2 separate regions of the Homo sapiens genome follow, and region 1 is linked to region 2. A link is a loop called in an ENCODE intact Hi-C map of the cell type or tissue named here. Cell type or tissue: dorsolateral prefrontal cortex. All regions are shown on one strand. Links, peaks and the distances in the headings refer to the core of each region. The heading gives the core; the rest is flanking DNA. Region 1 overlaps LINC01995 (long intergenic non-protein coding RNA 1995). Region 2 has its middle 120 kb from the start of LINC01994.

Region 1 (8,705 bases), core at 473-8,472, 140 kb before region 2:
TTTGATCAAAGAGAGTATTTTTTGAAGATTTTTGATCAAAGACAGTATTTTTTTGGGCAACATTTGGCTAAGTGAGCTGAGTTCTTTCCTATTATAAATGTCCAGTATGCTTCATGAACCTGTTTTACTTTGACAATGAGCCTGTAACGTTAAGGGGAGCATCAGTTCTCACCATCTGGTAATGGTATTAATAAAAGATAACATTAATGAGGTATGGTATCTCCTTTGGAGCAATCGCTGTGCTGAGCACTTGACATGTATTATCTCATTTTTCCTTCCCCAAACTCAATGAGGTCTTGTTATTATTATCTGTATTTTACAGATGAGAGTACTGAGGCTTGGAGAAGGTAAATAACACCATAACTATGTGACAGAGGTAGGATTTCAACCGAGGGTTGATTCCAGAGCCTGAGCTAGAAATCAAACTGCTATAGTTAAGGATGTATTGGACACTGAGTCTAAGGATTAACTGTGTACAAATTAGACATTTTTAGAATGCACAAACACAAACAATTAAAAGTCTTTTGGTTTCTTTCTGCATCTTCCTCTTGGAATTTTGCTGCAGGAAAAAGGTTTGATTAATAAGGGTTATGACTACTTGTTTCAAATTAAACTTGGTTTTACTGAACATGCAAAAGCAACAGGAAATACAAGTAGGATTTTTTTCCCCAGGTTTTGATACTTAAACTTTTGGAGGATTAAATTTGCGAAAACAGTAAGTAGGCTTTTATTTTTACATTTCACATATGGAGGCCATGCACTTTCACAATCCTTAAACTGGAAAAGATTCACAGAGTTAATCTACCCGAATCATTTAGTAGCCATTCCCCTTACTGAAAAACAAAATGTCACCAGAATTATTACAACATCCAAATAGTGAAAAGAGTTTACAGATCAAAAGCCTAATCTAACTCCTTTATTTTACACATGAGGAAGCTGAGGACCAAAGCAGCTACAGGACTGACCTGCCCAAAACCACACAGTGAGTCTGCAGCCCGGCTTCGGACCAGAGTTTCTTCTGACAAGCGGCAAGCTCACTGATGGCCACACCCGCTCATCCTGGATAACAGTATTCCCCAGTGGAATTAACACGATGCATCTTCCTGGAGTATCATTTTTACTTTAAGATTTAAAAGCAAGCAAGCAAATTAAATAGTCATTTAAATCATATTTATATTAAGCCTAACATGGCCATATTGTAGAGCAAACCATCGGGATTTAATAAACAAAACAGGAAACTTCAAAGAATGCTTTTTCTTGGAAAGAAGGCAGGAGAGCAAGAAAAGCGACTGCCTCAGCCTTTATCACGTGCGTCTTGTGGTTTAAATGTATTCTCTCTCCTTTAGAGATTTTCCAGAGGGCAAGTTTTTTTTTGTTTTTGTTTTTGTTTTTTTTTTGAGACACTCTGGGATCTGTTAGAAGTGTGACGGACAATAGTGAACTATCAATTAATAACATTGTTCATGACTATGCTGTTAAATAACTTTGAGAGATGTCAGAAACATGCCTTGCAGTTTCCATTAATGTATAATTTAAAATTGTCTAAATACATGTTAACAGATCCTTTAATACAATAGATTTTAACTTTTTATCTTAGAAATTTATTTTTTGAGCTAATATTAATAGATAATGTACTCGATTAGTAGTGTGTCACACGAATAAATGCATTTTGCATTCATTCAAGGTTATCTTTAAAATGATGTGAGTAATCTGTTTCATGCCCACAAGTACTATGAATGCTAACACTTCATTCTTAACTCATCTAGTTGTCATTAGGTACAGCAGCTGATACAATCTTCCATTAGACAGTCTCAGAACTGTGGGTGGTCTTGGAAACTATACCATATGAACTATAATACACAATAGAGTGAGTTGGGGAATTTTTTTAGCTTTAATTCTGAATCATGAAGCTCCTATTGGTTGAAATTGAGCAAAATAATAAAAAGGATCTTACTCTAGCATCAACTATACTGATGTGTTAGAGCAAAGTTCCTTATATCCTCTTTGCTACTTAAAGAATTTAAATTTGCCACAGTTATTTATTTATTTTTTTCAATTTAAATTGTTTATTTACCTAGCTAAAGGACCTGAAATAGCAGTGCTAGCAAACAGGGTGCACAGTTGACTGTTCACATTTTTAAAAAGCTAAATGCTCATAAAATAAGATATTGAAGAGAAAACAATAATGCATTTTAACTATGCTTTTGATTGAACCAGCACTGAGTACATGTCACTGGGACATTTTGGAAGTAAACTATGCAATTCACATCAATACCAAATTGGCTGTGCTCACTGTGGTGTTATTATAAAGGGAGTTAACTCATAATGTTTGGAAACTCGACGTCACTTTAAAGGTCTGAAACTTCAGTGTTATATATTTTTTAAAATTTCTTTATAAAAATACCTTTAAGTGCCTTAGATGTAATAAACACTCAGTAAGTAGCTATTGATTTAATTTCCACCAGAAACATACTGCATTGGAAGTCAGAATAGAAGTAAAATGCAAAGCAAATTATCAATTTGATATTTACTAGGTGGGTATGGAAGCAAGTGACATGTATGGTTTTGGCAATTCAAGAAAGATATATCTGCCCACAGAACTCTACACAAGTAATCATTTGCTAATCTCAAGAGAAATATTCTTTAAAAAACAAATCCTTTTGTGTATGCTTATGAAGATTAAAAAATCTTTCAAAACTTCATTGAAATGACAAGCAAACTATCATTTCTGTAAATGAGCTACAAATGTATGATTTTACAATTAGAAAAATATTTAAATGAGAAATCTGCAACCACAAAGAAGTTTAGACTGAAACAGTGCTACTTTTTTTTTTTCCTGGCATAGATAGATGATCCCCTAGTCTTTTTCACCATAGTCTGGAGTCCTTGTAAAGAAACCACACACAAGTTATTCTCTGGGCAGAAGCATTTTAGCTTCCAACTTTAATTTTTTTGTTCAACAGGCAGATAGTTTAAAAAGTCTTCTCTCCCATCTTACTCTGTTTCTTAAAATCCTTCACATCTTAAAAGGATAGAATTATAGTGCTGTTCATTTTGTACCTTCCATCCTACCTGCTAAGTTGGTTTTGTTTTTTAATAACCTAGGCCTAATTATTAAAAATTCAGTTGCTCTCCTTCCTTTCCCTCTCTCTCTCTCTCTGTCTGTCCCTCTCTTCTTCCTTTCTTCCTTCCTCCTTCTCCAAGTCCCTCTTGTCCTCCCCACTCCCCCCTTGTCCCCTTTAGAAGCCCCTGGGATGACACTGTTCATTGATGCATCTCCCTCATTAGCATTGCTGCAGCTTGGCTCAGTGGTTTCAGAGGCAATCCGTCATGAGAAAACTGAAGAATGTGCCCCATTTGCATGATTCTGTGCCAGAATGCAACTTTTTCTCAGCTGTTCTTTGTGTAATTTCCCCTTGAGCGTTCAACTTTCCCATGAAGTCCTAGAAATCATATTACAGATTTCCAACCCAATTGAAATGCTTTACAGATTAGTTTTACATACTTGCTTCCTTCCCCCCAAAACTTCGTAGTTCTTCATAAACAGAGCAAATTAGTACATAAAAAACAGGTTTAGCCTTTTATCGTTTGAAGTGTAGGGCACATTAAATGAATAATTTTGCTTTGAAAATGCAGGGGTTCATATTATATGTGCAAATATATATTTATTACACTTGTCCAAATGAGGTCACAACACTACTAAATACTTAGGCAATTTCTGCTTTCTAGTCACTTAGTGCCACTTGCAAACCACATTTTGTAAGCCACCATGGAACTCAGAGCAAAACATAGCAAAAAGGTGGATGAAATGCTCACTGTTTCTTTAATAAGGAGAGCTTCCCACGTAAGTCAAGATCTGTTTTGCAGTTCTTGGGTGAACCCATTTTAATAAAAGAATGAATTCATAGCTAACTAGCTGCTAATTAAATAAGTATTCTCACAGCATTTTTTCTAGATAGAAAATGACAACTAAAACAACTGTGAGATATGCAATCTGTTACCAAGATTTCCGTTTTCCAGAAATTAAGATAAATGTAATATGGTATATACACAAAACACTACATTCCAGAAGAGAAAACATTCCATTAAAGAATGTTTATCACATTACATCTGAATTAACAAGAAGAACCCAACTTATTTACACACACACACACACACACAACAAACACACACACACTCCGTAGCCCTTTTTAACGACGTTATTCTTCTCAGTATTATTATACACAAATTGATAGTCTTTTTATTCCCTTTTGACTTTTGGGTGCAGTCAGTAGTAAGAATAAACCATTTCTTCTTCTTATTCTCATTCTAAACACTGTAGAATAAATTATTTAAAAAATTACTTTTTGACCATTGGTTGGAAAGTAACCATAAAATAGCGAAGATATTCTAAAAGTGTTTTAATTATAACTACTTAAAATTTTAAATGACTTCATAATCTTTGGGAAGGAGAAGATGAATTTAGAATGAGAAGGCTGAAAAGACCAAACTTAAAACCTACTGAGTATCAAACAGAATTAAAATAACTTAAAGATAATTCCCTGTACTAACAGAAAAAAAATAAAGCTCTTAAAATACAAAAATTTGGTCGTTGAAGAGCCGCTCACACGGTGATTAGAATTAGGTTGCAGAAGATTTCATTAATTATAGGTGACTGATTTTCCCTGGGCAGACAGCTCAGGTCTCCCGGCCCCCTCCGTCCACCCCCTCCCCAGCTCATCTCAAACTGTTGTCTAACCTTTCCCTTAATCCATCTCATCTTGAGCTGATGGGAACTGCTTTCATTCTACCTCTTGTGGAGGTAATGAAACAATCTTCTTATTCACTTGGTTCCTCTGAGCCGGTGACATGCAACAACAACAAAAAAAAGCGAGCGCCCTGATTAATGGCTGCTAATTAGCAATGTTAATGACCAGGTGTCCGAGAGTACGGCCAGCTCCTCTCAGCATGGAGTGATCGCTCAATGAGGGCCCTGCAAATCCATTCCCAGTGACCCTTCCCCTCAGCTGCCAGTAATGAAGCCCGCTTGCTCGTTACTCCCGGGAGAGGCGCAGGAGGAGACCTGGGCCTGGGACCCAAACCCTTGCCTGGGGTCTAGTAGGTCTTCCATTAATTAAGGTTAGCATTTCTGGCCCCCCAAAAGCTCAAAGGTAGAGGAGTGAGGAACAGGGAGATGTACTCAAACCCTCTTTTGTCCAGAGGAGATTCTTTTTCTAAATGGAGCCAGTAATTAATTTTAACCGTTTACATGTACATCTGTAATTTTGACTATGTGCTAGCTATACATATCATCTTCTCAATCAGATTCTTTTATTATCCCGAGATGATTCACATGGGTGAAGCAAATCTCATATTAGCTTTCAAATACAACTTTTCATCTGTGAGGTTTACATGCTTTTTTTACCATTCAGCACAGATTACCTAATGACAGCAGAAACTCGGTGCGCCTAGAGGCGTGCTTAAAAAAATAATAGTAATCTTTGAAAATATTTTTTCTAGTTAGAAGGTAGGTTAAGTATGTAAGTGCTCTTATCTCTCATATTGGAGTAAGGGAATTATAATAACTTTTAAAACAAAACGACAAAACAAAAACAAGCTTTTCACAGAGCTTTATAGAGAATCGGCTCTATAAAGACCTGAAGAATTATTTTACTAATTAGAGTTGGTTCCTTTTTGGAATGCTGACCAGAAAATTGAAAAGTGACAGGACTGAAGTCTTTGTAGATAACTAACCATTAATTGTATTTGCCAATTTGTGACAGGCTGATTCTGTCTGAGTTTACACAATCATTTACTTTCCCCTCACTGGAGAATGGCCTTGTACTTCCTCCAAGCAAAGGGAGTGGGGATTCAGTTTGGAAGAAACAAACTGAAATGGAAGAAAGTATGCTATACCATTGTTTTTGTTTTAGCACATTCTTTCTTTTTAATGTATATGTCTCAGGTTGGGATAATACCGTGGCGGATTTAGAAATACTATATATATACACTATATATATATATATGCATATATATATATGCACACACATATATATCTTACTTGCTGAAAGGTCGTATGTTTGATATCATTGTGATAAGTTTCTGTTAATGACATTTTTGATACATGTGTAATTTATTTTGGTAGAATGTGTTATTGTAAAAATTGCCAACTATTCGTAGGTGATGAAATACCACCCATAACTGCACTTAATAGCAGAGTTTGAAAAATTGTGGTTACTACTTTGCTCTGGGCTAATAGGTCCGAGTAAAATTTGACAAGAAAAGCTTCAGAGCTTTACTTCCAAGTGTGGACAGGTCAAGCAATATCATCTCCTAGACCACAGAGGAGGAAGAGGCTGCCTAGATAGGCGTCTGGCTCCTCTTTCATTGGAGCCCACCTTCTGTTGCAGTAATATTTGATGTAGATTTCTGGGGAGAGGGATACAATTTTTCTCCCCATCATTAAATGATTTAGTACATTTTCTTTGTAGGAAATTTAGAAAACATTGAAAAGCATATGCATACATGTTCACATGTATTCACACATGCACACACAGCACCCACAATCCTAAACAGAACTATATCCATTGCCAACATGTTGTCATATATTCTGGCTATCTTTTTTTGTGCATACATACGTTTTTGCTTTTAACCGAAATTGTATCATACTGCAGATAATGCTTTGTAAATTGCTTTATAAAGTTAACAATCCGACCATAACTTGTCATGAAATATTCTTCTACAATAGCATATTATGGCAGCCTCTACTAAGAGCCATGAGTCTCCATTGACCATGAATGGTTAATGACGATTTCTAGAGTGACTACAGAGCCACATTACTGTGATGGCCCCAGTGCTAAAGGGAAGGACACAGGCTCCATCCTGGCCAGTTCCTCCCTACCCGGTGAACTTTGAGAGTTTGTAGAGGATTGAGTCATATCCCTCCATTAGCTTAGATCCTGCTTCTTTCTCTTCTTTCTACAGTCTCCAGACCAGTGCCAAGGAGCCAAAGAGAAGAAATGAGAATAACCAAGGTATGCTGTGTCCAATTAATTAACTATTAGCAAACAAAGGACCAAACAATGTGACTGTAAGCTTCATGACAGCAGGGAGTTTGTATATCTTTTCACCTGTGTATCGGCAGTACCTAGCACCATACCTGGCACATTGTAGATAATATATATTTGTGGAATAAATGAATGAATGAACAATTAAAAAATACATTTGACTGTTTCCTAGTTTGCATTTTCTTGAGTGGCAGAGAGAGTAATGGACTTTTAGTTAGTGCCCTTGGAATGCCCGCAGGGACGTATCTCCAGAAGGAACTCATTCTCTTGCATTGGAAGTAGCACACATGAGCAGATACATGGTTTTATACTTCTAGCCAGAATGCATGAAAACCCTGAGATCTATCTGTCTTCTGCTCCTGTGTGGCTAGTCCTGCCTGCTCCTCAATTTGGTCAAAAGAGAAAAACAAAAAACAAAAACAAACAAACAAACAAAATTTTGAGTCCCAAGGTCCTTAATTTGAACTTGCAATTAAAGTGCATTATAAATTAAATCTGGCAATTTAAATAATTAAATATTTTACTTATCTCTTTTTTCCTTTTTTATAGGTTTATGAAACCTATATAAAAACCTATGAAACCTACACAGTCTGTGGATGGAATGTGTACTACTCTAGGAAATGAATAAATACGTTATCAATAGCAGGGGAATCAGTTGCACTTAACGTGACTCAAAGTTAGGAAGTGTAGGGTTAAAAAAATGTAGGGTTCATTGGATTTTTTCTTTCCTTTTTAAATTTAAAAACTTCAAGTTACCCTGGGAAAAATGACCAAGAAATAGTAGAAAATAACCACTTTGCTTCAAAAGATGTTTTGTAGCAATTAGCCAAAGAAGAAGCCGTATCCTCTGCAAGACATCCTCCTGTGTTGTGTGCAGTAGGGATGGCTGTTCCTTGACCCCTCTCACTCACCTACCTCTGGCGCTTTGTTCAGGGGGCAGAGGCAGAGCGAGACCCTTTTGGTAAATTTATCCTGTTGGAATAGCAAATGGAGAATGCTGTAATGCATTCACCCTTTCCTCTATCCATCCATCAATCATTGTATTAATCAATCGATTGAAAAGCCTGTTTAAGCATCTCTCTACAGCCTATTATCCACACTGAGTCAAAGAAACATGGCTTCTATGCTTTGCAGTTTGTAGTTTAAGAGAAAACAACAATGGAGGTAGGCACGGAGGATAAATAGACAACAGGTAAAACACTGAACAAGTATGTGAAATGAAAAGAATGATAATATTAACATTGTCAATCAATTAACAGGTAGTTATGCTGTGGTAATTACATGCTCAGCACTGGGTTTGGGTGTTCTCCAAGTTAAATAGCTAAAAATCAGGAAGAATTTTTTTTTTTTTATTAATTACAGTTTTAAGTTGAGAAACTAAAGAAGTTTACTTTCCACTCTGCATAAAGCCTTGTGGAGGCAATAGGATGGGAATGAAAGGAGGTTGTGTGTTCCCACTTTGGTACTTGTTGAAAAGAATAAAATAGCTATGATGGGAGAGTGAACAAGTGATGGTTGAGACACTTGGATAACTTTAAAATCACAAAAGTGCAGAGTTGGAATGGGCCTGAAAAATCATTTTTTCAATGCTTCCCACGGTACCTAAAAATTGAGGCAAATTCAGAGGTTTGTTTTGTGGAGAATAAGATGTTGGTCAAG
Region 2 (8,705 bases), core at 231-8,230:
CTCTTTATGATACCAAGGTGTTTACTCGAGTTAGTTGGAGACGCTTTATTTCAATGCATATTTCAAACAACATTTCTCACAGAGTGTGTCAACACAAATAGGTGTAATACTTTGAATGTTCCTTCGTAGTCATTACCACATACTAAAACTTTGCCTGGTGAGTTCAAGCAAAACTACAGTAAGTTATTTTAGGTTAATATCACTGAATGAAAATGAAAGCTAGTGTTCCATTTTTTCTCTTTGATGCAGTTGTGTGAGATATTAATGTTTGCACAGTGATGTCTCTTTTCCTGTCACTATCTTCAGACACATTATTGTAAAACAAAAACAGCCTATTGATGAGTATTTAAAGTGAGTGGTGTTATCAGATACTTCTTCAATTAAATCTATATTTTTAAAGACATTTTTTCGGTGTTTGGGCCTTCTTGGCAGGGTTCCCTTCCATCATGCTATTACTTGTTTCTACTGCTAAAGGATTGCTTTGTGTGTCCACTGAGCCAATATACTTACAAAGGCAATAGATAACCCTTCTCTTCTTTTGTTTAATAAATGAAAAGTTCAAAACTTTTAGCTTCCAAAGAACCAAAAGGGCCAATACAGTATTTGATAGGCATAGAGTTAAACTTATCTAAGAAAAGAACAGTACAGTGGAGAGTATTTTATCATGTGTAATCATCATCAGGAGGAGAGGCTGGAAAAGTAGCAACTGTGAATGGCAGATCCTGAAGGTTTTGATAAGGCTTTATTTTATGGATTGGAGAACCAAATAGGGTTTTTACTCTATAGAGTGACATTAAATTTGAGGAGGTTAACACATGTGACGGTTATGGCAAATGGATTAGAAACAACATAGAAAGTGGTCTCAAAGTGTTTCCTAGACCAGAACCCACAGGTTAAAAATGTGAATTCTCAGACTCCTACACAGACCTCCTAAATCAGACCCTGGGGGAGTAGTCTATAGTCAATGTGTTCACAATCACTCTGGGTGATTCTGTTGCACACTAAATTTTGAGAATCACTAGACTGGAAGAAGGAAGACTTGACTTGAAGAAGAAACAATTCACAAACTGTCTAAATTACTCAGCATCTAGCACATAGTAGGTACTCAATACCTACTTTCTGAATAAATCAATAAAGCCAAAGGTGACAAATGCCTAAACTAGCAAAGGAAAGGTATGAGAACCAAGAAAGATTTTAGTTCCATTTGCAATTCAGTCAAGAGTAGAATTAGCTTTTAAATGAATGTGATTTTATAAATAATTTATAAAATTTTCTTTTATTTGACAATTTTCTTCCTTTCCTTGTAGTTGCTCATTCCAAACTCAAAATAAATAAAGTAGGAACTTTTGGTAGCTTGTACCTGCTTCTACAGAGGTCCTGGGTACATCTCTTCCACCTGAAAGAAATCACTTGGTTAAGTAATCAACAAGGTGGCATCAGTGTGGCAGGGAATGGTGGCTTAAGTTCTAAGACTATCAGAAAATATGATACTGGGAACTACACAGAGTCCAGGATGGAGACAGATTCTGAGTGGTTAGAGACAGATTCTGAGTGGTTGAAAACAGGAGGAGGGGTCAGGTATTCCTGAAGTTGCATTGGCATTGTTTCTTGAAGAAATTCTAACCTTGCAGCAGAAAGACCAGATATTCAATCATTAATGTCTTTGATTGCTAAAGGTAAATGTTCACTGAGAAAAAGGAAGATGTATCAGTGAGAGAGAGGAACCCCAAAATCTATTCTCTACCAGTCAGTATGCTGGAACTTTACAAACATATCTTATTTAGTCCTCATCACCTCACCACGTGATGTTAATATATCTGTCCTATAAGGTGGGGCCAGAGACAAAAGTTTGTCCAAGGTTAAAGAGCCACAAAGTGGTCACACTGGACTACAAACTCACACAGTCTGACTCCAAAGCCTGCATTTTATCTGTCGATATTCAATAAAATGCATGTGGTTATAGTTTCAGTAACTGTTCTGAAATATTTTATAAAGTATATATAATATTTAAAATAAATATTGAGGATATAGTTGTATGTAGCAAATAAATTGATAGTTTAAATAAAATATTTTAGACTTGAATGTAGGAGTTTCGAACAGAAAGACAATCTCCTGCTATACTGCATGTTGTCTGGGAAAACTGGAAATAAACTGCTGCATTTTGGTCCTCAGTAACTTTAGAGGGAATATAACTTTCCGTCCATCCTGTTTCTTTTTGTGTTTTCTTTATCAAATGTTTTAAAATATATTTGTATGTATTTCAATAGAAACTGTTTTTTCTTTTTGTCAGTGGGATAAAATCAATACATTCCTCTTTTTCCCCCTTATATTTGATGTGTATTTATCTTAAGCTCTGAAATGGCCTAAGTTACACAAGAGACATCCAATTATACTTCCTTAAAGGATGAGGTCTTACAGTGCTCGCATTTCCCCTTCCTCCTACATAGATGTTACTTGTGGGATCACTTGGCAACTCAGTCAAAGCAGTCTTGGATGCAAGAGCTTGATTTGAGCTGGTCTTTGATTGGCTTAGGATCTTAAAAATTGCATTTGTTTTCATTTCCAGTGCAAAAGGGTATCATAATATTTACCTTTTTTTGGGAGTGGTGGTGGTGGCAAGGAATGACTGAATTGGTTAATTAAGTCAAATCATTATGACAACTCATTTTAACTCCTTAAAGGAAAGATATGACATAAGTTAAATACACATTCTACGTATTTTATTCTACAAATGTGCCTTGTAGTGCTAAAAATTTAGAAGTCTTCTGTGTAAAATGGGGTGAAGACTAAGAAATTTTAGAAATGTTTAAATAATACCATAATTACTGTTTTACCCTTTTTAATGTTTTAATCCTCATTCCTCACTTTTAACAACAAATTCCTATGAGAACAGCTTGAATAGTGCTTGATGCCTTAGAAGACACTCAGTTTATTTGGGTTCGTACACGAAAAAAAGCGGGTAAGTATAGAGCAGTGCTCAAACATAAGAAGGTATACCTGCTTTTGTTTCCTCAAATCCTAGGAATTTATGCAACGAAGGAGTAAAAGTAGGGCTGGAATTCAGCCAATACACACTGGTACAGCTCTGTATTAAAATATTGAAATTCATCTCTACGAGTTAATAAATAACCACTACTCTCAGTGCCCCCTGCCCCAACACACTGTCCCAGCCTCCTTGATGTCAATGCTGGGGCTCCTTTAATCTCCTTCATCCAGCAAGGAGCTTCCAGGACCCTGCCATGATGTCTGTTCTACTTGGTTGTGCCCATGACTTATTGGTGTTAAACATTTTGAATATATCCCTCTGTGCCCATAGAGAAAACTTGGAAGATCAATTATACTAGTTATATTGAAACTCTTGATAAATTAATTTTGTCATTGATATATATATAATTTCTTAATTATATATATACATATAATATAATTTAATTAATTTCTTAATTTCTGCTATTGGCCCTTCTATTATTGCTTTAGGAACTTCACACTAATGCGAGATGAGAGAGAGAGAAACAGCCATTTGGAAACAGGTTTGAGGGCCCACAGGCCCACATTGGACATGAGTTTGGCCATATTCAGTTTTATTGAACATCTTGAAGCATTTAAAACAATACAATGTCCTGTGGAACCCAGATACATACAGCCAGGTGTTTTTCTCTTAATATTTAAACCCATTTTATGGAAGATTTAATCCATATGTTAAATCTTTGACTTCAAAAGGCATTCCTTGAAAGGCTAATAGAAATGATGAAAAACGGGTCTAAAGATTATGTTCAAAGATGTCATTTATGGATTGGGGATAAAGGTCTGAGGAGAGAGAGAGAAACTTGGGGGAGTTTCATGAAGTCATTTAAGTATGTGAAATGTTCTAGAGCACAAGGGAACTCTTGACATTTCATAATCATAGAATCTTTTTTCATTTCCAAAGAGCATGTTTTTGAGACAGTGCATAATATAGCTATTTGTTCTCTTAGACACATCTCAGGGAAGAAAAAGAAGTTAGGAAAATGAGCCCATTGTTTTTCAAAATTAGTGACAAACTTCAAAATAATTCCAAACAAACCTCAAATAAAACATTTTCCCCCTACTGTGAATCCCATTTAAACTGTTTGGGTCAGTCTGTTTTAATGAGTCACATTCACGCTGACACATCCACACACTTCAGACAAAGACGACTGTACCTCTAAACCCATTTAAAAATGATAGATGACTGTCAGCTTTGTGAAAGCAGCACATGCAGTGGCTTGATAGCGCAGAATGAAAGCAATCTACAAGTGCAAGTCTGTTTCTTTTGGCAACGGAAGGAGTTGCTAATGGATTCATCATTTTCTGTTAAGCATGAATGTCAAACAAAAAAACATTTAGGGCTCTATTCAACTGAATTTCCGGCTCGACGCTTGCCAGCCATGGAAGCCCTGTGACTTGGAACCTGCGCAGCCCAAGCCTGATTCTTGTTTCCAGAGTTCCGTGGGGCCAGTGCCACGGAACTTGGAATTCTGCCGAGGGCTCCTCCTCCTCTCTTCACCTCCCCCTCTCCCCTTTTCTCTCCAATCGCATGAAGCCGCCAGTCGTGCTTCCTAAGTGAATGCCGTCTATGGAGCAGAGCTGGTTGCCAACTCTTACACCAGCTGACTCCACCTCGGGATCACATAGGAAGTCCACCAACACCACTCAAGAAGGGATGGCAGAGTGAGGACTTCTTGTATCCAGAGATTCTGGGGCCTTTATGCCTTGGAATTCATTGCGGTCGAGTGGGCATCACACACTTCCTATTTTGGCGTCGTAAATATGCAACATGTCCCGGACTCTTTCTACAAACAAAAAATAAACACAAAAATAATAACAGTTAAAGTGCCTGGGCTGCAGAAATGCGACGTTAGCCTCTGAATGGACCTTGAGAAGAACTGGGGGGAAAATTCTGGCCTTAGAACACAGCTCTTTTTATATCCTTAACCACAGAAGAGCTCCCTCTGTCTGGGAGAATGGCTTCTTCAGTTGAGCACACAGTGGACAGCTGTAGGAGTGTGCTGAGCCCAAACACATCAGTAACGTCCGCCCTGGCAGGAGAGAGGTTACAGACCCCAGGCCCTCACGTGCCAGGCCAGTGCCAGCCCTGCCAACAGCTGTGTGGTCTTGGACAAGTCTCTCCACCCCTCAGTGCCTCAGTTTTATCACTTGGTTGTTTTTGAGGATTAAATGAGATCACGTGAAATCAGGAGGGTAAACTATAAATCACTACACAAGTGTATATTGTTATTAACTGAACTGTTTTAATTAATAAAATAAATTAATAATAAATACTAAGAGCTAATGTAGGATGGCCTAAGGGAGTTTAGAACAGAGAAGCGAAGAGATAGATTCCTGGCAACTCCATTTTTTGTTCTGTGACCTCGAGAAAAATCAGTGCACCCTTTAAACTGGAATGGAAATACTTATTCCAATAAGTCATATTTTGACTATACAGTGCCATGGATTTGTACATTATTCAGTCTTTGGAAGACCTAGACAGCTCTCACTTCTCCAGATGTCAACCCTAATGTCAATCATTCCACCGCTCTAGCTTTACTATTCTGCATTTCCCAGCAAATGGGACTCCCCTCGCCCAGTTAAAATCCAAACATATGAAAGGATAGGAATTCATGCTTAACTTAGCAATTAGCATTTAGCAGGGTATGGCTGGATTAAGACCCAAGGTTGATGCTAGTGGGCTAGGGGAGGAAACAAGATACCAGGAGATAGGAAAGAAAGCTCTAAAATCAACTTCACTTTTTTTTTCAGGCATGCCTTGTTCCTCTCCTGTCTTTAATGTTCAATGATATTGTGAAGATAATTGCAACAAGTTGTGAAATGTTGCCAGTACCTTTATAAATTACAGGACTATAAGTGATTTCATGTGACATTGATATTGATGATTACTTCAGCCTGAAGGATAAAGGCAGAACTTGTATAGGGACGAATTAATGGTCTTACCTGAAGATATTTTAATCTAAAATTGTAAATGTTACCTCCTTCAGGAAACCTTCCCTGATCCTCTAGATAGAGTCAATCACAGTATATATTTCAAAATATGTATTTCTCATATCATTTGTTTGTTTGTATGTCTTTTTTTTTTTTTTTTACTTTTATCTTAAGTTCAGGGGTACATGTGGTACATGTGCAGGTTATATAGATAAACTTGTGTCATGGGGGTTTGTTGTACAGATTATTTCATCACCCAGTTATTGAGCCTTGTACCCATTCATTATTTTTCCTGATCCTTTCCCTCCTTCCACCCTCCACCTACTGGTGGGCCCCAGTGTGTGTTGTACCCCTCTATGTGTCCATGTGTTCTCATCATTTAGCTCCCACTTATAAGTGAGAACATGTGGTATTTGGTTTTCCGTTCTTGTGTTCGTTTGCTAAGGATAATGGCCTCCAGCTCCACTCATGTTCCTGCATAGGACATGATCTCATTCTTTTTTATGACTGTGTACTATTCCATGGTGTATATATACCACATTTTCTTTATCCAATCTATCATTGATGGGCATTTAGGTTGAGTCCATATCTTTGCTATTATGAATAGTGCTGCAACAAACATATATGTGCTTACAATACATACATATTAAGTGTGAGTTTGACTCTTTTAACTCTATATTCAATACCTTTTTAAACTCTATATTCACGTAGTAGTTAGCACATTGTAGGAACTCAGAAAATATTTGTTGAATTTAATAGAAAAAATATCTGAAGGACAAAGTAGATCAGGCAATCATTCTCCTAGTGTATCCAAGACTTGGTCTACTTAGCAATCAAAGCTAAAGATGATTTTCAGCAGAATATTAAACTCCATAAAGGATTAGTTGCCCTAAGGTTTTTTAAAATGCTGCCACTTAGATGATACTTTAATAGAATTAAATGGTATTTTGCTGAAGCATTTAGCTAAATTTTATATGCCCATACCTCTTAGAAATATAACCAAACCCACCCAGGAATTATCTATACATACATGATAATATATTGGTAAAGCTACATGCCAAATGTCACTTTAACTTGCAGAAATGATCAGATTCTTATTCCACAGGGCTGGTTTCAATGAGGAATTTTCAGAATGATGAAACCAGATTTAGCTGGTAGCAATTATTGGTACATTTCAGATGAGCTCAGCATGAAGAATAAGACTGAAGAAAGATTAAGTCTCAAATACTAAAGGAGAGAAAAAAAATGAAAAGAGAGACCAAAAGGGTTTGAAAAGCAGGAAAGGACCAGTTATCTGCAGGATGCTGGTATTCTTATGTGAGATGGTGTGACCCAGTCTGGGTTGGAATGTTATCTCTATGTGATCTGCAGAATTTCTCTCTTGACTGTAGCAACTGCAGAAGAGTGAATTAAAGTCTTAAGGAGAAAAATCAATAAAGAAAAAAAAAGATAAAAGCAATATGGCTGGAGAGCATTTCAAAAACCATATAAAAGTCTCTTAAATGGCCATGGAGGACTAACCAGTATTTATAAGGGTTTAACAGGAATACCAATAAGAATAGATTTGTTGGTCTCCTTAGAGGAACAAAAAGGCTTCTGGATGGTTTATGGCATTTAGCTGGTCTTTGTTTCACTGTAGTGTGTGACATACAGAATCATAGATTGCATAAAGGACTGCCTGTAATGACAAGAAATTCACTGGAGAGATATTATGAGAGAGCTGGGATTAGAGTAGCCCTTACTGCTTGCTCGGTGCTGTGAAAGAAGCACAGTACCCCAAGCACCTTTCCTCTGACTACCTCTTCTGTATTCCCAAACCGGGAATTTCTCTGAACTATATGCCAGAAACAGAAAACATACTCATTTAATCCCAATAATAACAATACTTCCTCTACTATATCTTTTTTTTTTTTTTTGAGATGGAGTCTCACTCTGTCGCCCAGGCTGGAGTGTGTGGCGTGATCTCGGCTCACTGTAAGCTCCACCTCCCGGGTTCATGCCATTCTCCTGCCTCAGCCTCCCGAGTAGCTGGGACTACAGGTGCCCACCACCATGCCTGGCTGATTTTTGTATTTTTAGTAGAGACGGGGTTTCACCATATTGGCCAGGCTGGTCTCGAACTCCTGGCCTTGTGATCTGCCCACTTCGGTCTTCCAAAGTGCTGGGATTACAGGCTTGAGCCACTGTGCCCAGCCTATTATATCTTTTAAAGATCTGTAAAATGTTTTTTTTCTTCAATTATAAAAAGTGTAACTCATTCCAAACCTTCTCTCAGCCAACCATCTTCTTAAATAGTGAAAAGATGAAGGAAGAGGGAAAGAGTTATAGAAATGGAAGTGACAGAAATCTTGGAAGAAAAGGGTAGAGCGTATTCCTACAAGTTAAGGAAAGGCAGGTCAAATAAAATCTAGAGCTTGGGGAGCTATATTTCAAAATGTCCAAAAAGACATAAATCTGATTCCTCCTCTCTCCTGCCCTGGTCTGAATGCAAATGTGGAGAGCATTTGATACTGCATCCATCTAGTCATTTGTTGGTCCATTTATTCATTTCAGTATATTCTTTCTTGAGTTCCCATTATGTCACAGGTACTCTTCCTATCGAGAAGCTTTCAAAACTGAAATTCTGGCAATGTAGCCATAAATATTCTTAATTAGGAAGAAAAAAAAGTGGTTTTTTTTTATAAAAGCCTGGAGTGAAACTTTACAGAATCTGGACTTTAAAATGTGTACACATACAGTGGAAAAGCACC

What was found. Hi-C counts contacts between places; a loop is a spot of excess contacts. Peaks named below come from ENCODE experiments on the same cell type or tissue, not always from the same donor. Only the 100,000 strongest peaks of a DNase experiment are listed, where the experiment ranks them.
Region 1: a loop joins it to region 2, with 2.1 times the contacts of the local background. A loop is called at or near these places in 3 of 110 quality-filtered maps.

Annotation. Positions count from the first base shown.
Region 1 is chr3:182,496,682-182,505,386 of GRCh38, reverse strand. LINC01995 (long intergenic non-protein coding RNA 1995) reads left to right here. Exons shown (of 4, transcript NR_134941.1): 2 at 673-715; 3 at 933-1,308; 4 at 6,964-7,097. Among named protein-coding and RNA genes, the nearest start is that of LINC01995, 6.1 kb to the left of the region's middle. RefSeq lists an enhancer at 4,506-5,323. In dorsolateral prefrontal cortex, for the core only: no CTCF peak of the experiment used is centred there; DNase peaks (open chromatin) are centred at 1,006 and 4,976; H3K4me3 peaks cover 1,560 bases; H3K27ac peaks cover 3,212 bases.
Region 2 is chr3:182,360,809-182,369,513 of GRCh38, reverse strand. No RefSeq gene overlaps it. Among named protein-coding and RNA genes, the nearest start is that of LINC01994, 120 kb to the left of the region's middle. In dorsolateral prefrontal cortex, for the core only: CTCF peaks have their summits at 4,749 and 4,952; DNase peaks (open chromatin) are centred at 4,523 and 5,043; H3K4me3 peaks cover 1,677 bases; H3K27ac peaks cover 1,766 bases.